Linked DNA regions of Homo sapiens: region 2 is linked to region 1. A link is a loop called in an ENCODE intact Hi-C map of the cell type or tissue named here. Cell type or tissue: pancreas. All regions are shown on one strand. Links, peaks and the distances in the headings refer to the core of each region. The heading gives the core; the rest is flanking DNA. Region 1 holds the start of TSPAN18-AS1 (TSPAN18 antisense RNA 1). Region 2 overlaps TSPAN18 (tetraspanin 18).

What was found. Peaks named below come from ENCODE experiments on the same cell type or tissue, not always from the same donor. Only the 100,000 strongest peaks of a DNase experiment are listed, where the experiment ranks them.
Region 2: a loop joins it to region 1, with 2.2 times the contacts of the local background. A loop is called at or near these places in 89 of 110 quality-filtered maps.

The regions. Positions count from the first base shown.
Region 1 is chr11:44,730,052-44,742,281 of GRCh38, forward strand. All of the region lies in intron 1 of TSPAN18 (tetraspanin 18), which reads left to right. It overlaps TSPAN18-AS1 (TSPAN18 antisense RNA 1), which reads right to left and starts at 6,641. Exons shown (of 3, transcript NR_189298.1): 1 at 6,354-6,641; 2 at 6,124-6,238. RefSeq lists an enhancer at 12,036-12,230. In pancreas, for the core only: no CTCF peak of the experiment used is centred there; no DNase peak of the experiment used is centred there.
Region 2 is chr11:44,878,375-44,890,604 of GRCh38, forward strand. All of the region lies in intron 3 of TSPAN18 (tetraspanin 18), which reads left to right. Among named protein-coding and RNA genes, the nearest start is that of TP53I11, 66 kb to the right of the region's middle. RefSeq lists enhancers at 7,191-7,691, 7,692-8,192. In pancreas, for the core only: no CTCF peak of the experiment used is centred there; no DNase peak of the experiment used is centred there.

The sequences.
Region 1 (12,230 bases), core at 1,884-9,883:
AGCCCTGCTCCATTCCTTCTGCCTTCCATTCAGTGGAAGGTGCCTCTCCGGGCTGGCTTGCCTCTCTCTGCCCGCCTGTACACAGCAAAATCCTGCGTTGAGTGAATGCAGCAGCTTCAGAAACCAGCTCCTGCCATCAGAGCTGAAGGACAAAGTGCCCAGCAGTTTTGGGTAGAGAGGGGAATGTCTGTAACCAGTCCCTGCTGGGAGCCCCATGTTAGTCTGCAGGCTCGCTCCCCACTCTTCTTGGGAAGAGCCCTTTCAGTTCCTGGGGTGCAGGTTTTAGGGACCTCTCCCTTTCCAGAGGGCTGCTTTTCTGGTCTATTTCATCAGCCATTGAGAGGGAAAATCAGGAACATTTGTTCATGCTCAGCTGGGGTGCAGCACAGGGAGGGGGCCTTGGAAACCAGCACTCTGGTCCCACTGAGCAGATGACGCCCATTGATCAGGCGTTTCTACCACCTGATGCCATTGAGCAAATGTACCAGCTTGGGCTCCTCCTGCCACCCGGGCTGGCACCTTGGACCTGCATTAGTGCTCCATCTGAGGGAGTGGGGGTGGATCATGAAACACTTTTTTTTTTTTTTTTTGAGAGACAGTCTTGCTCTGTCGCCCAGGCTGGAGTGCAGTGGTGCGATCTTGGCTCACTGCAACCTCTGCCTCCCGAGTTCAAGCGATTCTCCTGCCTCAGCCTCCCAAGTAGCTGGGATTACAGGTGTGTGCCACCACACCTGGCTAATTTTTTTTGAATTTTTAGTAGAGACGGGTTTCACCATGTTGGTCAGGCTGGTCGCAAACTCCTGACCTCGTGATTCACCTGCCTCGGCCTCCCAAAGTGCTGAGATTACAGGCGTGAGCCACTGCACTTGGCTTTTGAAACACTTTTTATAAAGAATGGGAGAGTAAGATGGTGAGCCTGTGTTTGCAGCTGGCAGGGCTGGTCTTTCATCTGGGTACTTGTTGTCTTAAGATTCAGCTCTTGCCCCTGGTCTGCACCCAAGACTGCTGGCTTAATTAGTGAATTCAACAACTTGGAGATGAGCAAAAACATGTTCACTGGTGGTGGGCAAGTGTGTACAAAAGGCAACAGGATGGAGCAGAAAGGTAGCTGAACTAGGCATTAGGAGACTGGTGTTCCAGCCCTGATACTGTTACAGATGGAGCGATGTGGCCTTGTGTGAGTCACAGCCTCTCTCTGAGCCTCGGTTTCTCTATTTCTTTAGAGGCAGCAGTGCGTGGTGGTTAAACTGCCTGGATTTGCCTGTTAGCTTTATCATAACTTCATATCAATTGTGTGACCTTAGACCATTCAACCCCTGGTGCCTCCATTTCCTGATTTGTAAAATGGAACTAGTAATACCCCATCAGATTGTTGTGGATAGTCTTTGAGATAAAACTAGTAAAACATTTAGCATAATGCCTGGCATATAGTAAGTGCTCAATAAGTGTTCACTATCATCATCATTGTCATGATTATCATTATTACTATTATTGTAAAATGGGAGGGATTAACTTTGGTCCTTTCTAGTTTTCTGGGGCCTGGATTGTGTGTGTGTGTGTGTGTGTGTGTGTGTGTGTGTGTGAGAGAGAGAGAGAGAGAGAGAAAATCTGTCTTTGGGGTAGAAGGTAAGGGTGAATAAGTTGCTTTTTTGGTTCTTTTCTTCCTTTCTCTGCCTCATTGAGGGACTCCTGAATGTTGTGACTAGGCTCATGGTAGCCCCGTCCCCATGGCAAGAAGCCCAATTTGACGTCACTGACAATATCCTGGCTCCTGGCAGTTGAGGGATGATATTTCATCAGCTAGCATTTGCCTGTCCTTTCCCTTCCACCCTTTGTTTCCCACCCTTCACCATGGTATGAAAACCATATGTGCAGATAATGTGTTTAAGCTGATCAGCCTCTCCCAGAGTCACCCAAATAAAAAGCCATCTTCCTAGAAGACACTTTCGACTTTAAGATAAATAATCTGGTTCTTCTGTTGTGTTGCTTTATGTCTGGCTGGCCCTGAATCCCTTTTTGTGTTCTGCCCATGGTCTGCTCCAAGGACGTGGGCTGGGCCCGGTCCGTGGTCTAAAGCTTTGGACCTTATTGGCCATGCTGGCCGGGGCAGCCTCTTCCAGCGGCTTGGGAGGGGCCAGGCCAGGCTGGGCCTCTGCCTCATCTTGTTCCAGCAAGGCTGCTGCTCTGAGATATCCCAGAGATGATTATCATGGGGCAGACACTTGGGGAATGCTGCCGCCCGCCAGGTGCTTGACAATACTTCATCCTGTCTCCGCCTACAAGGATGGTTTGGATACTGCCCCCATTCTGTAGATTAGAGAGTGAAGGCTCAGGAAGAATTCAGAGTAAGTGGTGGGATTGAGATTTGATCCTCGGTTGATCTGATTCTCTTATCCTGTGTGCTAAACCACTGTGTTATATTTCCTCATGTATCAAAACCTCCTGTGAGCCGAAAAGCCCCAGGAATGATATCTCTTAGACTGAATCAAGCCCCCTCCTCCCCACCTTTGATAATCTCGCAGGCTCAGGGCACCTTATGAGATTCCGTTTCTGTCCTGCATGGATTACTCAGGCATTTTGGGGACAGTGATGAGTAAGAGTTTTTTGGGACATGGCTGCTTATGGAGGGGTTAGAGCGGGGAATGATCTTATTAAGCAACAAAAGGTTGTAATGGAAAGAGGATGCATATTGGAGTCACAGATCTGAAATTTGAATCCCGATTCTGCAATTTACTGGCTGTGTGGCCTTGGCTTCCTTATCTGTGAAAATCAGAATAACAGCAACCACAGATGACTCTAAAATCTCAGTGGCTTAACAAAATGATTAACTCCTGATCACATTACTTGTCTAATATGGGTCTCTGTTCCACACGGTCACTCAGGGACCCAGGCTCCAAAGATGATGACTCCACCATCTTTGTAACTGCCCCTTCTAAAGCATGTGGCATCCAAAGTTACTGCAGATGGGGAAGAGGGAGAAGGGAAAGCCACACTAATACTCAACTGCTTTGGCCAGGAGGTGACACACATCACTTCACCTCCAGCACCTTGGTCAGAACTGTCATCTGGCCCCAAACCAGCCCCCAGGGAGGCTGAGAATGTAAGGAAGTACATGGATATTTGATGAGCACTAAGTCTCTGCATTTACATTTACCCTAGTAGAGTGCTTTAAGGATCAATTGAGATGATGCATTTAAAGCTTCTAGTATAGAGCTGGTATGTTGCTGGTTGTTAACACATAGAAGCTTCCTTTCCCTAATAATCCCCGATGTACATTGCTCTTTGTAGATTACAGACTGTGTCTATTGAGATTATTTCTGGGCAGATCATATTGTGCCTATAACATACCAGAGGGAGGTGAGTCCACGCATGGCAAGGGCACTATAAGCCAGGCCCTGGATCTTCAGCCCAGTTCTCCCATGACTTCCTTTGGCTTACTGAAATTTACTGCTCTGAGAACTTTTTCCAGCATGTCTCCCAGGATCTTTCAGAACCCACTTCTGCTCCTGTCTCCTCCCTGCATTCCTCAATAGGGTAGAGTATCTGTATTCATTTTATGGATGGTGAGGAGGGGAGGTTGCAGGAACTATCTGGAAACTAACGGAGAAGGGTCTGGCCTTGAGGTGAGACAAGCCAGAGTCTTAGGTATTCATAGGGAGAGCCATAAGAATTTGGGACCCACATTTGGGCCGCTTTGGGAATTGCCGTGCAGCCAAGCTTCGGGGTACCCTTCCAAGGCGCACCTGGTGCTGCTACCTGCAGCTCCCATCCACCTGTGTACCCCCATGCTGGCCCATTGTGTCCTTGTGAGAGTGGGCAGGGAAGCGGAGGGTCCTGCTATAGTTTGGTTTGTTTGACCCTCCAAATCTCATGTTGAAATTTGATCTCCACTGTTGGAGGTTGTGGGGGTGGTGTTTGGGTCATGGGGGCGGATCCCTCATGAGTGGCCTGGTGCCCTTCCTCAAGTGAATTCTCATGCTGTCAGTTCCCAGGAGAGCTGATTGTTAAAGAGCCTGGCTCCTCCCTCCCCTCTCTCTTGCTTTGCCTCTCACCACATGATCTCTGCACATGCCAGCTCCCCTTCACCTTCTGCCCTGAGTGGAAGCAGCCTGAGGCCCTCTCCAGAAGCACATACTGGCACCATGCTGGCACCTGCAGAACCATGAGCCAAAAAAACCCTCTTCCTTTATAAATTACCCAGCCTTGTATACTCCTTTGTAGCAACACACACGGACTAAGATGGGGCCCTAGGAGGCTTTCCAGGTCTGCTTTTCTGTGGATAGTAAGATGTCCAGACCTAGGTTAAAATCCTGACTGCTCCACTTAACACTTGTTCATCTCTCTTAGCCTGTCTCAGTTTTCTCCTCTGCAAAATGGCAAGAATATAGGAAAGCTAAAAAGCGAGTCAAGTGCCTGGCACATAGTAGGTGTCGTGTTTGCACCTCTTCTCTCCCCCTTGAGGAAGAGGAAGAGCTGCCCTTGGCAAGGGAACAGTGCCTGGGGAGATGCTAGAAGTGGGCACACATGCTTGGACTCCTGGTCGTTGGAAGGAGAGGTACCCACTTCCCTTCCCAGCAACCTTGGGCTGGACTCTTGTGTTGAACTAATATGGCTTCCATTTGAAACGGGACAAGAATTTGGAGCCCTGGGTCTTGGATTTAGGCCCATCTTTTCATGTCTAACTCCCACAGTGGGTTCAGGGCTGGGGGTGTTGCTGAGAGAGGCTCCCCCACCCCACCCTGTGTTGCTGCCTCTCCTTCTGGGGGGACAGATTGCAGCGTGCTCTAGTGGGCCAAGTGCACTGGGCCACCTGCTGCCTGACATTTAGGGCTCCCCCAGCAGGGCAGGCCCAGGGAACTTGCTCATTGGTTGGTGTCTTAGCCCTTGGGGAATGAGGCATTTCTCCAGTCAAAACAGAAACACCGCCCTCCATGGTCCCTGTGGAGAAAAGCTGGGCAGGCTGGACACGGGGAGTGGAGGGGCCTGTGGTTAGGAAGAGGATGGTCTCTGAAGACAGGGTTCTGAGATGCGCATTCTTCTCCTGAGCATAGTGAACACTTGTTCCTGGGGTCATTGAAGAGTGTAGCCTTCCCCTGCAGCTGGATTTATGCTGACTCAGGCACGGAGGCCAGGGAAGGCTGTGACTGTGGCACCTTGGGGCCCTCAGACACCTCACTCACTCCTGCATCCAGACCTCGGCTTCTGTGGTGCAGGGCAGCAGCTCTGAGGCAGCTCCATAGCCCTTTGAGGCGGCTTATTGCTTTCCTGCGGCAGCCATGACAGCACCATAAACTAGATGGCTTAAAACAACAGAAACTTATTCTCACAGTTCTGGAAGCTAAAAGCCTGCAGACAAGGTGTTGGCAGGAACATGCTCTGTCTGAGGGCTCTAGGGAAAGGTCCTCTTTGCCTCTTCCTAGCTTCTGGTGGTTACTGGCAACCCTCTGTGTTCTTTGGCTGGTAAATGCCTCCCTCCATCATCACATGACATTCTTCCTGTGTGTCTGCCTCTCCTCTTCTTATAGGGACACCAGTCATGTTGGATTAGGGTCCACCCTAATGACCTCCTCTTTTTTTTTTTTTTTTAGGCGGAGTCTCGCTCTGTCACCCAGGCTGGAGCGCAGTGGCGATCTCTGCTCACTGCAAGCTCCGCCTCCTGGGTTCATACCATTCTCCTGCCTCAGCCTCCCGAGTAGTTGGGACTACAGGTGCCCACCACCACGCCTGGCTAATTTTTTTGTATTTTTTAGTAGAGACGGGTTTCACTGTGTTAGCCAGGATGGTCTCGATCTCCTGACCTCATGATCTGCCCGCCTCGGCCTCCCAAAGTGCTGGGATTACAGGCGTGAGCCACCAGCGCCCAGCCATGACCTCCTCTTAACCTGATTATATCTGCGAAGTTCCTGACAGCTAGGGGTTAGGCTGTCAACATATCGTTTTGGGGTACACAGATCAACCCATAGAGGTGGTAGTATCATTGCTCTATTTACTGTCAAAGAAGTCAGTGCAAAAAGGTTAAGTAATTTGCCCAAGTTCATACACCTATACAACTAGTAAGTGACTGGTAAATTACTCTCTATACATTTCATTCCTCTTACTATTACAGTAGGTTTATATACCTACCTCATAGCCTAGTCCTGAGCATCAAAGGAGGTGAATGTCTGTGTCAAAACACACTCTGTCCGCAGCTAAGTGTTTGCCAGTCGTGTTATTCATCTTTGCTCCCTAGATGGGATGTCTCCCAGGAAACATCAGCATATAGAAATTACAACCAGTTGGAGCTACAATGTTTTCTAGAAATAATTGTTTGAGTTGACCGAATGAAAGGCACCATTTGCATTCTTTCAACTCGCCTTTCTGGAGTTGCCTGCCAGCTCCGTCTCCTCGCAAGTTGAGAATATCAGTTGAGATGGATTTTTCTTGCTTGATGTTTTTCTTGGGTTCCATTTTAGCATCAGAAGTCATGGTGACTTTTGCAATTTGGGCTTCTCTCCCCAGGAGGGTGTCTGGGCATCTGAATAGGGGGGGTCCCTGGGAGGCTCAGTAGATGACTCTCAGCTCCAGAGCCCTTCCCTCCGGGCCCTGAAGGGTCTAGGGATTTAGCTGTGGAGGCTGGAGGACTCTGATATGCAGCCTCATCTGGGTGCAAGGAAGCAGGGGAGGCAACCTGCTGTGGAGGGTTAGGACACATTCTGAACACAGCGCCTGGGTTCAAATGCCAGTTCAGCTTCACACTATGACCTTTGTTTGATCTTTGACAAATCACTTAAATTCTCTCTGACTCCATTTTAACTCACAGGGTTTGATTAAAATGCATAAATGTATCTCTTGGGATGGAATGTGGTACATGAAAAGTATTCAGTGAATGTTAGGATTACTTTAAATATTTTATTTGTCATCTGTTTTCCTCCATAGAGTGAGGGCGGAGATGTTTCTGTTTGGTTTTCCATGGAGCCTGCAGCGTGGAGCTCAGTGCCTGGGGTTGAACAGATGCTCACATGCTGAATGAATGAGGAAATGGATGATTGAATGGGTAGATTCTTAGCTATAGCTTCTTTGGGATTCCATCCCTCCTTGCTATGTACCAAGGCCTCTGCCCCTAAGCCCCTCTTATGTGGGGGCATGGGGAGGCCATAGCACCAAAGCCCAAAGGGAGCCGTAGAATGCCATGAAAATGCTCAGGGCATCCAGGACAGAAAGGCCACCTCATGGACCCAAAGGACAAGCTGGGTTGGAGGATGAGGAGAAGCTGAGAAGGGGGTCTGGGAAGATTGTGGTCACCGCAGGAAGCAGGTCGTGGTGGCTGAGTGGGAAGATCACTTTCAGAATGTGGGGTTTCTCCCATGACGCAGCCACCAGAGGCACTCCCTGACGTCTCCAGCACACCAGAGAGGCCCACCCTTCTCCAGTGTGATAAATCAATAGGCGTACCTCATTTTAGGGAGCCCGATCTATGAAAATGCCAGCTGGATTTGAAAGTCTGCATTCAATTTATAGGCAAGTTAACTCTAAAGTTCCCACTGCTTCCTTCTGCCTTAAAAAGAAATACAGAAGTTCAGCTTACACACTTAGTTAGGAAAACATCTGTTGTGTAATGTGGTCATGTTAGCCGCCTTGCTTAAAACCCTTCGATGGATTCTCTGTTGTGTTCAAAAGGCTTTCATGTGACCTCTGCCCCCTCCCCACGCAAGCCTCACTACCTCTTCTGCAGCCCATCTGCCGCTTGTTTTCTTCTCTCGCCCCTACCTTCATGAATGAATCTTTGTGATCTTCCTCCCCTGGACTGCTTTTTCCTCCCTCTTTAGTTACCTGACTCCTCCTCATCCTTTGGATCCCAGCCCCTGCATTACCTCCTCCAGGAAGTCCTCCTTGACTTCCTAATGGGCCAAATTTCCCATCTGTAGGCTCAGATGGCTCCACAGTCCTCTCCTTAGTGGTGTTTTGTCACTCTTGGATGACTGTTGACTTCTCTGTGTAATTTTTTTTTTTAACATTTATTTCCTCCACTTTGGTGTAAGCCCAGGAAGGCAGGGGCAGTGCCTGTCTGTTCTTCCTTGTATCCAAGGCACCTGGTAGGGTCTCAGAAGGTGCCTGAGAAATTCTCTTGCCTTCTCTCCATTTTCTCCTCTGCAAGCCAGTCTTTTTTAGGTTGTTCTGGTGGTTACTGGTAATCCTCCGTGTTCTTTGGCTTGTGGATGATCACAGCTAATATGTGTTGATTACTTGCAGGGTGCCAGGCCCTCACAAATCAGATCTCATCCACCAATAGAAGAGTTTTTTACAGTGGGAACGCTGGAGCCCACCTGGCTGGAGCCCCCCCGGCTGGAGCCCCAGCTTTATCACGTACCTGCTCTGCAGCCTTGGACAAGCTCCTCAACCTCTCTGTGCCTCATTTTCCCATCATAAAATGGGACTAAATATAACACATAACTTATGAGTTGTGAGGATTACATAAATTAATTCATGTAATATTTGTTTCTCCAGTTTTAGAGGCTGGAAGTCCATGACCATGGTGTTGGCAGGTTTGGTTTCTTCTGACGTCTCTCTCCTTGGCTTGCGGATGGCCACTTTCTCACCGTGTCCTCGCACAGCCTTTCCCTGGTGTCTCCCATGTGTCCAGAGCTCCTCTTCTAAGAATACCAGTCAGATTGGATTAGGACCCTTTAAGGCCTCATTATAACTTAATTGCCAAAACATTCACATTCCAAAGTGCTAGGGGTTAGGGCTTAAATATGAGTGTGCAGGAAGCACAATTTAGCCGGTAACATCTTCTAATTCAGTACTCTATCCCCATTTTATGGTTGAGAAAACCAGGGCACAGAGAGGTTAAGTTACTTGCCCAAGGTCACATAGCTGCTGAACAAGTATAGGAGTGTAAAACCCAGGTAGTCCGAACCTGGAGCCTGCACTCCACCGCCAGATGGTCTGTTTCCTGGCTCTTCTCCTCTGCAGATCCTCACAGTCTTCCCTTTTTGGAGCTGGTTTGTTTCTTAACAGCAGGGTTGGGAGGAAATCAGGATCCAGGGGTCTTGGTGACTTCTCTCCTGGCCCTTTGCTCCCGTCCAGCCTTGAATCCCTCGTTTGGTGGCAGCTGCCAAAACTACTAGGGGATGGGGACCTTTACTTCTGCACCTAGGCTGTGAGGGAGGTGGAGGCTGCAACAGGGTGGGAAGGTAGTCAAACATCCCAGGAAGTGAGGGGAGTTTCTTGATTCCAGGGTTTCCCTCCCTCCGTATCTTTTTTTTGGATTTTCCAGGAGTTAACTGCTCTTTGAAAATAATCACGTCTGGCTGGGTGCGGTGGCTCATGCCTGTTAATCCCAGCACTTTGGGAGGCTGAGGCGGGCAGATCACTTGAGGTTAGGAGCTCGAGACCATGCTGGTTAACACTGTGAAACCCTGTCTCTACTAAAAATAGAAAAAATTAGCCGAGTGTGGTGGCGGGTGCCTGTAATCCCAGCTACTCAGGAGGCTGAGGCAGGAGAATCACTTGAACCCGGGAGGCAGAGGTTGTAGTGAGCTGAAATTACGCCAATGCATTCCAGCCTGGGCCACAGAGCCAGGCGAGACTCCGTCTCAAAAAGAAAAGAAAGTAATCATGTCTTCCTGGTGAAAGACTTAGGAAAAAATAAAGAGTAACATAGCAAGAGAATATGGAAATAAAACAAAAGCATATTCAATGGAAGGTCACTCTCAATCTTACACCAGTCTCTGGGCCCAGAGACAGCCCTGGGCTGCTCCTATGGGTTTTTCCAGCCTGCCTTCAGGCCAAGAGTTTGAAGCTGGTGCTTGAGGTTGGAGGAACCGGAGGGAACAGCTATTCACCGAAGCCATGGAGGTTCTCCTGGGTGGACCATGGGACATGGGAGAGGCATGTCCTTTTGGGATGGGTGCCTGGCGTGCCACTGCATGGCCAGCCGTGATGCAGTCATTCCCGACTAGTGGAATGAGCTGCTTGTTTCATGCATGCCCCTTTCCTGATGTCCCACCAAATGGACAATCTGCAGAGACACCTATGGTAGGGTGGCTACCGGGTCAGTGGCTTATTCTCTTTGTCATGGTTGCCTGGCCCTCTCCGATCTCTGCCCGCCCCTTGCCTATCTCTGCTTTGTCCCCGCAAATGTCATCTTTTCCTTTTCATCTTGTGGGGTGCAGGGGCCTGGGCTAGGTAGGGTTTGGGAAAGAGCCCTTGGGACCCTTTGGGGAGGATGTGTGACCGGGAGACCCGTGGGTCAGGACAGAGGGCATCTCTACCTTCCTCCATTGTGTGATAAGGGTGTCGGTTGGCAGATCAAAGGGCTTTTTGTTGTTTTATTTTCCTTTCCAGAGCCTTCTTGCTGGGAAAGCAGGCTGTACAACCAAGGGGAACAGCTGCCACCTGTGTGTCCTGTGAGAGGGCAGGGCCAGCCAGGGGCATGGGGCACCTGGTGCTGCTGAGGGGCTGGGACTGGGCCACAGGTGGGAGATTTCCCTGGGGGACTCTGCACCTAGAAGCTGATGGGGACGTAGTGGCCGAGCTCAGAGGCTGTGGGCCCTCAGCAAGACAGGGACACCTGGAAATGCAGAGAATTAGCAAAGAATTGGGGGAGCTGCCCCCACAACCCCATCCTAGCCTGTGAATTTCTGTCTTCCATTGTTCCTCAAATGGAGTGATGGAGGGAGCACTGGACTGCGAGTCCGGAAAGCCTGATCTTTAAGTCCAGTCTTGGTTTGGTTCTAACAAACTCTCATGTTCCCTCTGGACTTCTGTTTTGAGATGGAGTCTCTCTCTGTCACCTAGGCTGGAGGGCAGGGTTGAGATCTTGGCTCACTGCAACTTCTGCCTTCCAGGTTCAAGCGATTCTCCTGTCCCAAGTAGCTGGGACTATAAACGTGCACCACCACACCCAGCTAATTTTTTTGTATTTTTAGTAGAGACGAGGTTTTGCCATCCCTGTGGATTTCTGATATCCCATCCGCATCACGGGAGTGGGGCTGCTTGTTCTCCTTTTAACTCCAGAGCCTCTGGGTCTCCCCTGAGAGTCTTGAACGGGGAACATGACCTCGGAGCCTTGTGTCCCCTGGAGAAAAGCTCTCAGGAAGCCGAGGCGTGGTTGTTGATGGAAATGGGGATGTTGTTTAAATAAATTAAGAGCCAAAGAGGACAATCCGTGGCATTCTTTTCAAGAGCTGGGATGATATGCATAACATTTCCTCCCTTTCATTTGATAATTTTTCCTTCTCAAAGCAGTTTAATGAAAGAAAAGTGTCTGAAGATTGGCTGCACAATGAGCTCAAATAAAAATATTCTTTTAAAAATGTGGTTGCTATGTAATCGAATTTAAATAATGGGCAATTTTTGTTTCTTCGTAGTCTAGCCACTCACAAAGGTCTATTCAAACCTGTCTCAGACATGTATGTGTGTGTGTGTGTGTGTGTGTGTGTGTAAAGAAAAATGACCTTACTGATAGAATATTTTTGGAAAAAAAAATAATGATGATGATAATGTAGCTAAAGTTGTGTGTGTGAGTTCGTGCGTGTCTGCTGGTGAGACATACGGGATTAACATGAAACGTGCTGCTAGAAGGAAGTTCTGAAGGCAGCTGTAGAGTCCTCCTGGCATTTGAATGGGTGCTGTGAGCAAGAGAGGTGAATTCTAGTTTTGGAGTCCCATGGATCTGGGTTCAAATCCTGGGTCGGTCCCTACCAGCCACATGACCTTTGGCAAGTTATTTATTCCCTCTGAACGTTAGTTTCCTCATCTAGAAAAAAGGGACAGCAAAAACAAGATCAAGTGCCTAGCCTGGTGCTGGGCATGGGAACGACCTGCCAGGTTGGCCCCTCCCCTCCCCTCTGCACCCTTCTCCTTCCTCTCCTCTCTCTGCTCTCTCCCCACTCCCTTCCCTTTTTTTCCTTTGCCTCTCCAGAAACAGCAGAGTTTTTCCATATACACACCAGACCCATATACGTTGTAGCTCATTCAATGCCCAGCAATCCAACCGGAGTGGGATTTTTATCTCCATTTTACAGAATGGAAACCTGCTGCAGCTATGGAATCGGGTAGATCACCCAGCAGGTGGAGGGGGTATGAGAAAGTGGAAATATTTGTCTGAAGCATAGCAAGACCTGGCCTTTTCCGTTGTATGGAAATTTTTGCCTGGGAGGTATGTGGAATGCAGAAAGGGTCCTTGGTGTTGCTTCTTGTAGCCTGCCTCACCCCTCCCCTCCCCTTCCCTTCCCTTTTTCCCTTCC
Region 2 (12,230 bases), core at 2,715-10,714, 150 kb after region 1:
ATCCCGGCCTGAGGAAGGCTCCCTGCTCTCTGGGTCTGGGGCCAGCCCGGGGGAGGTTTCCTTTGGAACAAGCAGGAGGAAAGGAAAGAATAAGGGAGTGAAACTAACATTTATTATGCAGTATGGGCTGTTGAGCCTGTGCCAGGAAATGTTGCATAGGATGGTGCTTTTTAAACTGAGTGGTGGGTACCCACGGGGCCCTGGGGTACTTCTTCCTGAACCAGAGGGTATACAAAGTCTCAGGGTTCACCCTGTGCATCCTAATAGAACATTAATTCTTGAAGATTTGGAAGATCACACCTACTTTTTTATTTAAACATCATATTTTTAAAATATGTGGTATATTTTGGAGTAAAATGCAAAATAATTGCATGAATATGTGAAATAAAACAGGAGATTTATAGTCAAATGTGCTCTCCCACTCTTGTGTCTGGGCTGGGTCTCCCAATCTCCAAAAATGTGGTGGTAACATGTTGTCTTCCATTGCCTCTGCGGGAACTGAGAAGGGAGAGCTTCCCCATTGTGTGTGATGTTGGGCAACCCCTATACCTCTCTGAGCCTCCCATCCCTCAGCAGCACGATGGAAATGCTAATAGCACCTCCCCAGGGCTGGCTTCACAGCCACGCGACCTGCGTAATCCCACAGAGCCCTGAACTTCAAAGGGCCCCACAGTTGGTTCGATGCTCTGCCCTTGCCATCTTGAAATTCTTAATAACTTTTGAACAAGGGACCCCCTTGTTTTTACTGAGCCCCGCAAATGATATAGTTGCTCCCCAGAAATGATGTAGCTGGTGCTGCACGTTTCAGCAGAGTTTTAGCAAGGGTTAAATCAGAAATGTGTGAAAGAAGCCCACACGGAGATTTATCCCTCCCTCCCTCTCTCCCTCCCTTCCTTCCTCCTTCTTCTTTCCCTAAACATCCATTGAGCACTCAGTATACTGGGTGCTGTGATTCAGCCATGAACGAAATCCCCTGCCCTCTTACATTCAAGAGAAGGGGAGAGAAGATGAATAACAGAAAGAAAACATTGCTGGAGATCCTGTCCACAAAGAGGGGACAGACAGTGATGGAGCGCGTGGGGTTTTGTGTGAGAGGGGCTTAGGGAAGGTCTCTGTCTTCGAGCAGAGACCTGAATAAGTCGAATAAATGAGCCATGTGGAATATCTGGGGGAAGAGAGTCCCAGGCAGTAGGATCGGCAGGTGCCAAGGTCCTGAGGCGGGAATGTGCTTGCCATGGTGGAAAAGGCCAGAGCAGCTGGAGCTGGCTGGAACAGGGTGAGGAGGGTGGTCGGAGGTAAGCCCAACAAGGCAGGGCCAGGTCACTGAGGGCCTTGTAAGCTGTTGTGAGTTTGTGGCAGGGGTAAGTAAATGACAGCATGGGGGTAGAGGACTCCTTCAGCCAGAGCTGGATGTCTGTGGCCTCCCAGGATAAGTGTCTGGAGGCCAGATGGCAAAGCGGACGAAGAAGCGTGTCCCGTTGTCCTCTGGAAACTCAAGGCAAGTTGTCTTTGGTCAAGGGATGAGTGCCAGCTGCCATGCAGGGACCTCCACTGTAGGCAAGAGATGGCTCCTCTCCCAGCTCTCTCTCCTCCAACTGGACAGTAGCTGTTTCAGCCCAGACAGCTGAGCCTCACCGCACCAAGGAGGCGACGCTGGGGGGAGGCTGGACGGTGGAGGAAGGAGTAGCCTGCCTTTCTGGAATCCTGGCCTGTCATCCATCCTGGGCCTCCATTACCACATCTTGGACAAACTGCACAGTCAAAGACCAACCCAAAAGGCACCCATGACAGTGCCTGTGCCAGAAGAGCGCCAGGATGGCCGCTGAGTGAGGTTTTCCAAGCTGTAGCCCCGCCAATGAACTCCAAGATGTACGGCAGGAATGCTGGAGACTGGGACAGCCAGGCAGCCTTGGTGCCAGGTCCCATACGCAGGGCTGGAAGCTGTGCCAGTTCTGTGCTTGTGGATAGAGAGACCCTCGTGCTCTGTTAGCCTCTCCCAAGCTGCATAACCCTGGTGAAGGGGTGTCACCTCCCTGGGACTCCCTCTCCTCATCTGTAAAATGAGGATGATAGTGATGTTATTAGCAGTAAATGAGAGTGCGGGTGAAGCACACAGAAGGTCTCCTGGCACATGGGGCATATTCACCCAGTGTGAGCCCTTGGGTACGGAGGCCTGGTCTGATAGTCCCCTCTGAACCACACCACCTGATCACAGCTCAGCTGAGAAGTAGGCCACTGAGAGATGAATCTTAAGACCAAGCCACCGTGTAATATTGCCAAAGACCTTCAGAACATGTTATGTGGCCAGGGCCAGGTCCTCAGAGCGATCATCTGTGCATGAAGTGGTTGGACTCAAGGACCTCTGTATAATGAAGTGGTTGGACTCAAGGACCTCTGAGCCGCCTCCAGCCCTGACATTGTGTATGATGGGAAAGTGACTGATTCCTCCGTGAGAGCCCACCTGCCAGGGCAGCACCGCTCAATGCTGGGCAGGACAGCAGACTGCAGGGGTGGGCAACATGACACCTTGTGGCTCCAGAGGGCTGCTGGGCAAAGGGCCTGGCCTGCAGGCTGGAGGGACTGGCTGTCCGTCCTCCTGTAGCAGGCGTGGGACTCCTGCTGTCCTGCCTGGGAGAACAGTAATGTTGGGCAGTTGTTATAAGCCCAGACTCTGCAGCCTGACTGCCTGTGTTCAAATCTCAGCTCTGCCACTTTCTAGTGTGTGACCTTGAACAAGTAACTTAACCTCTCTGAGCCTCAGTCTTCACTGCTGAGAAATGGGGGCAATAATAGCATGACCACCCAGGGCTACAGGAATGGATAACCATGTCTGGCACTCGCAGATCTGTAGAAGTGCAAACTCCTCTTGTTATTGGTTGTTTTCCTGGAACTAGGTCCCCAGCCAGTCCTGTCCTGGTGAGCCAGTTCCACAGCTGATGGAGGAGCTCCTTCCCAGACCCCAGACCCCTCGAACCTCAGCCGCCGCCCCTGAACACCAGTTCCCTCCAGGAGCAGCTGGGCAGCTGTAATATCATGACGAGAACAGGTCATGGGAAGGAAGGATTTCTTTGAGCATCACTCAAGAAGTTGAGCAAAGAACTCCAACATCCCTATTTCCGAGGGAAACATGACCTAAAAAGGGTCTTCATCCTAGTTTTCTATTTGTGAACTGAGGATATCAGTCCCTCAAAAGGTTGTTGGAAGGCTGCAATGAACTGTATGGGAAAATACATCTCCGCCACCTGTAGCCCAGCAATGCAAGTGCCCGCTGTATGCCAGGCACTGTTCAGACACGCTCCACCTGCTTTATCCTTTCCAACTGGCAGGGGAGGCACTGCCTGCCCAAGGGCACACAGGTAGGAGGTGGTTGGTGAATTCAGACCAGGGCCAACCGTTCTTGACCCTGTCCTCATTGTCTCCAGTTGCAGGCACCCAGGAAATAGGATCCAGGTTCTACTTTAGGTTTGTCTCTTCTCAGAACATTTACCTTGGCAAACCTGATATGATGCCTTCTATAAAGGACCTGTTTCCCATAGAATCTCTTCTCTAATAACATTTGCTGTTGGAATTATACCTTGGAAGGGGTCACTGGTGAAAGAATGACTTCCGGCTAAATTCAGAATCATCTTCCCAACTCCCACAGTGTGGCCCATCTTCTTAGGCTCTCTCTGACCCAGCTCTGTCCAAGTGGTTAGGGTCCCTGGTGGTCCTGGAGTCACCAAACCAGGGCTCAGATGTGAAGTGACTTGCCCAAGGTCACACAGCACCCAGGGATAGGGTCAGATCAGACCCTGGACAGCCTCATCCTAAAGCCGCCTCCCATTCCCCTAGAAGCGCAGCATCCATGTGGTCCCTGGGAAACCCTGTCCCTGCCCCTTGGAACTTCCTCTTCCTTAATTAAGGGGCAGCTGGGGGGAAATGAAACACCTACCCGTTCTTCCTTTTCCCATTGAGGAGGCTCCCTGAGGCCCCTGCTCCCAGCGGGTCTCCACAGTCCTGAGGCTACCTCGGGCAAGCAGGGCTTTGTACAGTGGTTCACACATGCAGAGCCTCTAAATTAAAGGCAGCCACCTCCCTCTGGGGGTCATAGTCCCAGGGCAGGGCTAGGGGATTTATGCCCAGGCTCCCGGGTGCGGTGTGCTTTAAGAGGATGTGTTGCCGCTGATGTTAGCAGGTAGCGTTCCACCTCACCAGGAAATGGTCAGAGAGAGAGACACACACACACACACACACACACACACACACACACACACAGAGAGAGAGCATGTGCGTGCATGTATGTGTGTGTTCCAAGAGGGAAGAGAGAGCAGAGACAGAGAGACAAGACTCTGAGATGGAGAGAGACGGAGGGACAGCCTGGCACATGGGACTCAAGGCCAGAGAGTGGGGTGTGGCCGAGACACCAAGCTAGCTGGCTGGCCGTGAAGCCTGAACTTAAACCCAGACCCCCAGACCCCCAGACCCAAGGGCGCTGCCTTTTGTTCTTACATCCTCAAGAACTGCAGAAAAGGTACCAGTTTGCCTGATTTGAGCCTGGCTTGAAGCCCCGTCGGAGTCCTGCTTTCAGCACCCCTACTTCAGACACACAGAGGGCACTTTCCTGGGTGGAGGCACCATTGCTGTCTGTGTTTAGCAGGGCAGCATGAGTGTGCCCGACTGTACCTGCGACCTCCCCTGCCAAGCTCAGGCACTGGGCACCATGAGGCAGGAACAACAGCCCCTGAAATCTAGTGCTTTTACAGGATGAGACCCACCTTCCCTCTGCTCCCAAGAGTTCTGTTTCATTAAAACCTGGATCCTTCCATTTTAGTGACGTTTCTTAGCTCTGCAAGCCACGGATTGGGCTATATGTACATTTTTAAATGACGAGGCTGGCTCATCAAATATTCAGACCACCATTTCCATTTCCAAAAGGACAATACCTGAATCCTTTCCTCCCAGAAATGGAGCTAGTGGCACCTAGATGTTTCTGCAACATTGGCACTGGGAACCGTGAAACCATGGCACAGTGGCCCTCGGTAGATAGCAAAAGGTGTGGCTTCCAAATGAGTCATAACAGCGCGTGCTTCTTTTCCGTGTTTCATGCGGTGTGGTCTCACTCAACATTCACAATGACCTGTGAGGTTACAGGGTGTGCTGAGGCTCAGAAAGGCCAAGGCCACACAGGTAGTAAGTGGCAGAGACAACTCCACCCAGGCCACTCTGGGTCCCTCAGCCACTCTGCATGATGTGTTCCCAGAGAAGCCCAAGGCAGGCAAGTAACTTGCTCAACATCAGAGTCTGGTTAGTGGCAGAGCAAGGGCCAGACCCTGGGTCCTCTGACTCCCACTACAACGCTCTTTCTACTGGGGTTTCTGATTCTGCTCCACGCTTTGCCCTACCAGCTTTGGGACTTGGACACCTCTGAGCCCGGATGCTGGAGAGACTGCCTAGGTTCGGATGCCAGCTTAATCACTGTGTGACTCAGGACCAGTGACTTCACATCTCTGTGCCTTGGTTCCTCATTTGTAAAATAGGCATAATAATTGTACCTACTTTGTAGGTTGTTGTGAAAATTAAATGAGTTAACAGATGCAAGGTATTTACAACCGTTTCTGGCACTTAGCAAGCACTCTGTATTAACTCTTATTGCCATCATCACCATTACTGCCATACCGTCTCTTCCCCAGGGATGCACAGGAGACGACTGGCTCATCTGTGCCAGGGGCCCAGCCTCCTCTCTGCCCCAGGTCTGCCCACACTGCCTCCAGCCTCCCTGCCCCTTCTAATTGCTATTGGGCCTCAGCAGAGCAGGGAAGAGACCTTCCCAGGCACAGCAGGCTAATCAAAGTGCACACCTTTGGCTTATCATATGCTCTGGATGGGTCATTTGTCATCCATTATGGCCCCAGAGACGGGGCCAAGGTCCACAGCAGGCAGGCGGACCGAAGCTGCCCAAACAGATCTCAGCACAACCGTTCCATGTGCCTTCATTGCCTGGTCCTCTGGCAACCCTTATGCAGCAAAGCTCTGTTCCCATGTGGTACAGGGGTGGGGGTAGAGGGGCTTGCTGTTTTCAAACAGGGCAGCAGCGTCAGGCCCCTGGCCTCGATGGGCGATCAGCTCGACTTCCTCCAGTTCCTTTAGCCTCTTCTGTTGGAAAGATCCCCCCTGTGCGGTTCAGCCCCTCACATTCCCCACTCGGGGCTTTGGCTAAACCTCACCGGCTCCCAGGAGTCACGGCCAGAGCTCTCCCTGCAGAGGTTTAAGTCAGCCACCACTTGCCCAGTGTTTCTCATTGCTAAGGGCATTGCCTGTGACCCATGAGGGCCTCATTTGACCCTCATGATGACACTGGGAGGTGGGTGCCATCTTTATTCCTATGCTCCAGATGAGGCTGCTGAGGCTCAGAGAGGTGCAGAGACTTGCCAGAAGCTGCACAGCCACATGGGGCTTGAACCCAGCTTTCTGGATAGGCAGTTCTGTTCTCTCTCCATTCTCTGTCCCCACACAACAGAGGGAAAAACATTCACTGAGAGTCCTCTGCATTAGCCCAAAGTCACTCCCTCAATAGTTCTTAAAGTCAGGGTTCCACAAACTATAACCTGTGGGCCAGATCCTGCCCAGTGTTAATTTGTAACTAAAGTGGGGTTGTCCCAGAGTCATGCCCAGTTGTCCACGTGCTCTCTATGGCTGTTTTCTCAACCCAAAGGAGATCTGGGTAGCTGTGATGGATACAATATGGCGCCAAATCCTAAAATAGGTATTATATGGCCCCTTATGGAAAAAGTTACCAACACCGCTCTAGACCAGTGTTTGGCACATCCTCTCTTGTCCCCATCACATCGATGTCCCTTCCCTAAGCCCTTCTCCGGTATTTATTACCTTCCATCCTGCCCAGCTCCCATGAGGTGAGCCAGGTGGGGATTTCTGTCCCCATTCCACAGATGGAGGAACTAAGACCTGGAGAAGATAATGATGATTGTTACTATTATTTTTTTTTCCCCCAAAGAAAAGTAGAAATATTGTCCTGGTGCTCTGAAAGGGTGACTCCTTGCTTATCCCTGGGCTTCCTGGTGGGATTGCCAGCGTCCTTCCGGGCCTGGAGAGCCTGACGGGTTGGTGGAGCTGGTGACCGGTCCTCTGTGGAAGGATGAGGCATTTCTCAGCTTCCCTTTGTTTCAGCCCCCTGCCTGTCTCTTTCCAAGCCCAGCCCTCTCCCTCCCCCAACCCCTGAAGCACATCTTTCTTTATGACTCCAAGGAGCAGCTGGGATGTTTTTTATGGGGAGGAAAGAAAACAGGACTCTCTGACTCCCTCCTGTCCATCTACTGAGGCCCAAGCCCCAGGTTCTCTCTTTGATTCATTTCCTCGCAGGCTTTTCTCAGCCACGCAGGGTGCTTCTGTCACGGTCTCTCTGTCTTCCGGTTGTTCACCCTCCATAATTTGAGCTCTGAGTACCTGTAGTCATTCCTCTTATGGGAAGGGGTTGTGGCCGCCCCTAATTCGGGCCAGGTGACTAGAATCAATTGCAGTTGCCCTGAGAAGACCCTCTGTCTCCAGTATTTATTACCAAGCAAATATCAATGGGGCAGATGCCCTGTGGGGTGAGGCCTGGGACTGGGCTTGATTTCTGCTCTGATGACAGTTCCTGGGCCCTGGGGGTTGGGGGAAGCCTGCCTTGGAGCTGGAGGATGCTGTGAGAAGGAAGGGAGGCCTCCACTGTCTGCCTGCCTTCGAGGTTCAGGAAACTTGCCCTCCCTGGGACCGGAAGACACCTGTTGCCTCTGGATCTGGAAGCTTCTGGGAGCTTCAGGCCCTTGAGTTCTGAGAGACCTCTCCTTCATGCTGCACACGAGCATTATTCAGGCAGGAGGAGACGTGACACAAGACCAGCAACGTCTCTTTACTGAACACAGGCTGAGAGCTGAGAAAGCTCATTGCAGAGAGGAGCAGACAAAGTGAAATTGATGGGACATTGATGGCAGCTTGGGGTAGCTGAAGGAGCTGTGAAATCAGCAGTAAAATCAAATGCGCGCCACTTAGTTCATCCCAAGCAAGCACGGCTCCAACACGGCTGTGTCATCTCAGGCAAACTGCTTAACTTCTCTGGGCACCACTCCTGGGGAAATAGAATCATCTCTGCTGTGCTGGCTTTGCTGGACGGTTGTGGGGATCAAGCAAGAACATAAACACGGAGGGCTTTCGGGGCTGTGAAGCAGAGAATCAATGCAAAGAGATGTTTTGTGATTCATGTAAAGGAGGAAGGAATCTGGGTTAGATGCCAGGAAGGACTTCCCCACTTAAGGAGGAGACGTGGGAATAAGGTTGTGGGGGTTGCCTTCCTTCCTAAAGATCTGTAAGAATAAGGTCAGTTTGGCTGTTGAGAAACAGTCTTGATATTCACAGAGGCATTGGCCAAATGACTTTGAATGTCTTTTTCATGACACTATAGTTAGTTCATTCACGCAGGAAAGTGATCAGTGGCCATATCAATATGTGCACATAAGTGTGTGTGTGTGATCTGCATCCACAGCTTGTCTGTGTGCCTGGGTATATATTGTCTGTGTGGGTTTGTTTGCACGTGTCTCTGTGTGTAGAGCAAGAGGCTGGAGCCAGAACTCCAGCTGACTCATCTTCATTATGGAGTTGTTGGAAGAATTTACTCTTGCTGTCCTAACCAACTGGGGAGGACTTGGACAAAGTACCAGAGTGAAAAAGGATTTTAGATTTGATTTTTATTTTTTATTATCTGACTTTCTAAATTTCGGCTAATAAGAGCTAGATGAAGAGCCTCAGCTCTGGAATCGACTGCTGAGGCCTGAATCCAGGGCCCCTGCCCCATGCCCCAACCTCTGATCTTGGCTCCTACTTCCCCTCTCAGGGCCTCAATTTCCACATCTGTAAGATGGGGGTGGCAATGCCTACTTGATAGGGACATTGCAAGGGCCAAGTGAATTAGAACATGCAACGTCCTTAACCCAGTGCCTGGCCTGTAGAAAGTGCTTCATACATGCTGACTGTACTCAAAGAGCACTGGCTTTGGAGCTCCTCAGCAGTGGTATAGCCTTGGGGGAGTCACTTCATCTCTCTGACCCCAGTGTTCTCAGCTGTCAACTGGGAATAATAATATGCCTGACTCATAGACTATAGTGGGGTTCAAAGGAGATAATGTAAGAACTTAGCACAGTGTCCACTGCACAGTAGGCATTTAGGAGGTAAAAGTAAGTTTCCTGTGTTCACCTGCAAAAGGGAAACTCTCCCTGGGGCCCGCCTTTCCCCTCTCCTGACCCTTGCATAGCCCCAGTGTGGAATTCTGTGTCTCACCCTCTCCCTGGGTTCCAAATACCACCTGCTTTATCCTGTCTGACACTAAATGCACCAAGGAAAGCCGGAAGCTCCCTGCACCCTTTTCTGCTGGGGTAGGGCTGGGAATGAGGCTGTGCTGGCAGGAGTACCCAGCGCTCCCCTGGCTCAGAACTGTGCCCTTTCCCTCCTAGTTCCCAGGCCCCCTTAATACCCGTGAAGCCATTAAATATTTAAATCTGGGCAGTGTGGTGGGCCAGGTTGTCCCAGCAACAGCCCTGCATATTTTGGGATGGATTATTGTCTTTCAAAGGGTCTTTTTCAGAGCTCCAGGCCCTGGTGGGGATGCAATGTGGGAAGGGAGGAGGTGAGGCAGCTCCTGCCCCACTCTGAGGCTTGGCTGTGAGAAGCGGCAGAAACTGAGTCAGAGAGAGGGCAGGCTTTGCCCGAGTTTTCAGGGTCTTGACTCTAACCCAGGACTCGGGGCTGCCAACTCCTCCTCTTCACCACTTGCTTCTGCCTTGTGAGTGCCCATCAGCCGGCAGGTGCCCGGGACTTTAGCAGCCATGTGCCTTCTGGCATCTGAGACCCTGTTCTTCTCTCACCGACTGGGCCACGTGGGAAGCTTACTCACCTTCTCTGAGCCTCAGTTTACCCCTGGGTAACTCAGGAATAATTCACCCACTTTTCAGGTGATGTTGGAAAGTGCTTAGTATGGTTCCTGGCACACGTGAAGCAGGAGCAGTTATGACACTGACAACATTATTATAATGACTGAATCCTTATTGGGGGGCACCATCTAGTACCCCCTGTATTCTCTGAAGGGACTCAGAGGAAGTGGGAGAAACAGTCCCGATCACCAAAGGGTTTATAATCTGGTAGAGAAGGTTCAACAGCAGCGAGTCCAGAGTCACCTTTCCCTGGGGCTGGGCTTGGCTTGGGCTGCATTTGGAGGTTGCCTGGTGTGTGGCCAGGAGTACCTAGGTTGGAAGCCTTGGCTACACCATTCAGCTCTGATTTTGCTATGAGCCTCTTGGCCAGTCCCCTCCCCTCTGGACAGTCTCCTGAGCTGTAGAATTGGGGTAACCTCTAAGTTACTTTCTGGCTCAGCTCCCTGTCCAGGATTTGAATTCCAAGGCAGCTCTGAGACCCAGGTGGGATGGATGCACCAGAAAACCACGAGGATGGTGATATAGTTTGGCTGTGTCCCCACCCAAATCTCATCTTGAATTGTAATCCCCATGTGTCGAGGGAGGAAAGTAATTGGATTATGGGAGCAGTTTCCGCCATGTTGTTCTCATGATAGTGAGTGAATTCTCACGGGATCTAATGGTTTTATAAATGGTAGTTTTTCCTGTGCTCACACTCGCCTCTCTCTCCTGCCACCCAGTGAAGAGGTGCCTTCCGCCATGATTGTAAGTTGCCTGAGGCCTCCCTAGCCATGCCTAACTGTGAGTCTTTTAGTTACCCAGTTTCATGTATTTCTTTATAGCAGTGTGAGAACGGATTAATACAGATGGCCTGTTTCTCCCACCCTTGGTCCTGGGGGCACCCCCTTAGGAAGTGGGCCCAAGAGGATAAGGCCAGTCCTGCAAGGTCCTCCTGGTCCCCATGTAAACCCCTCTCCTTGAAGATGATTTCAGGGCTGAGGTGGACATCTCAGAGTCCCTGACACACCCCAGCCATAGGCTCCAGCAGGGCTCACAGCATCTCTTTCCCTACATTCCATTCCCCACCACAAACCTCTGGGTAAGCAGAAAAGGCCATGGCCACCTCACACCCCAGCCCCAGGCTCTCTCTGGAGGCAGGAGGGTTTCCAGAGAATAAAGTCTCCATTCCAGACACAGGCTGGCTGGCCCCAGCAGGAGGCCGGTGGCATCAACCATCCAGTTTGGGCTGCCTAGAAGAGGAGGGGGCAGAGGCCAAGAGCCAAAGCCCACATGGGGTGATGTCAGAGAACCTGGGCTCTGGCTGCTGGAAATGACCTGGAAGGGTTCCATGTGGGTTTGACTGGCAGTTGGGCCATTAGCTGATGACTTGGATGTCCCCCAGATTTGGGGGCCATAATTTTCAGCTTGCTTGGAGCCCTGGACCCCAGATAAACCTCAGGGGCCTTCTCATCTTGTGGTCTCTGAAGCTAACTTTGTAGACCTCCCAGGGATATGAGAAAAACAGAGACTCTTGGGCCCTTCATTGAGCCTGCAGAATCCAAATCTTAGGGCTAGGTCCCAGAGGTCTGAGGGTTAGCAAGCTCCCAGGGGCTTTTCCGATGCTGACTGGCTCCCTGTTCTCCCTGTGACCCAGAATGGCTGGGGCTGCCCTAGGCAGGAAGATGGCCACGGTCCTGCCCCACAGGCTCGTTCCATGGAGTTTAGGGTTTTGATCCCCAGCCTCTTTCCTGTGCACATGGTCCCATTTGCTCCTGCTGCAAACTTTTTGTCCCTCTGCTGAGAGCTGGGGCTAAGGAGAAGGATGATCTGGGGGAAGGACGGGAATTGTTGAGTGGCAGATTGGACTGCTAAGACAGATGAGGTGAGCCATTACCTTCAAGGCCAAACGAAGTTCTCATTCTGGGGTCCATGTATTCCATAGAACTCAAGGGATTGGTGAACTTTGAGAAACATATTATAACTTCACTTTAACGTTTCACTGAAAATGGGTATTTTCTTCCATTATGAACACAAGCAACAAACCACAGTACTGTTAGCAGTACTTGTGACTTTGTCATCAACAGATCTAAGTACATATTTTCAAATTACCTAAAAATTGCTGGGAATTTCTTGGCCGGGAGCAATGGCTCACGCCTGTAATCCCAGCACTTTGGTAGGCCAAGGCAGGCGGATCACGAGGTCAGGAGATCGAGACCATCCTGGCTAACACAGTGAAACCCTGTCTCTGCTAAAAATACAAAAAATTAGCTGGGCGTGGTGGCGGGCGCCTGTAGT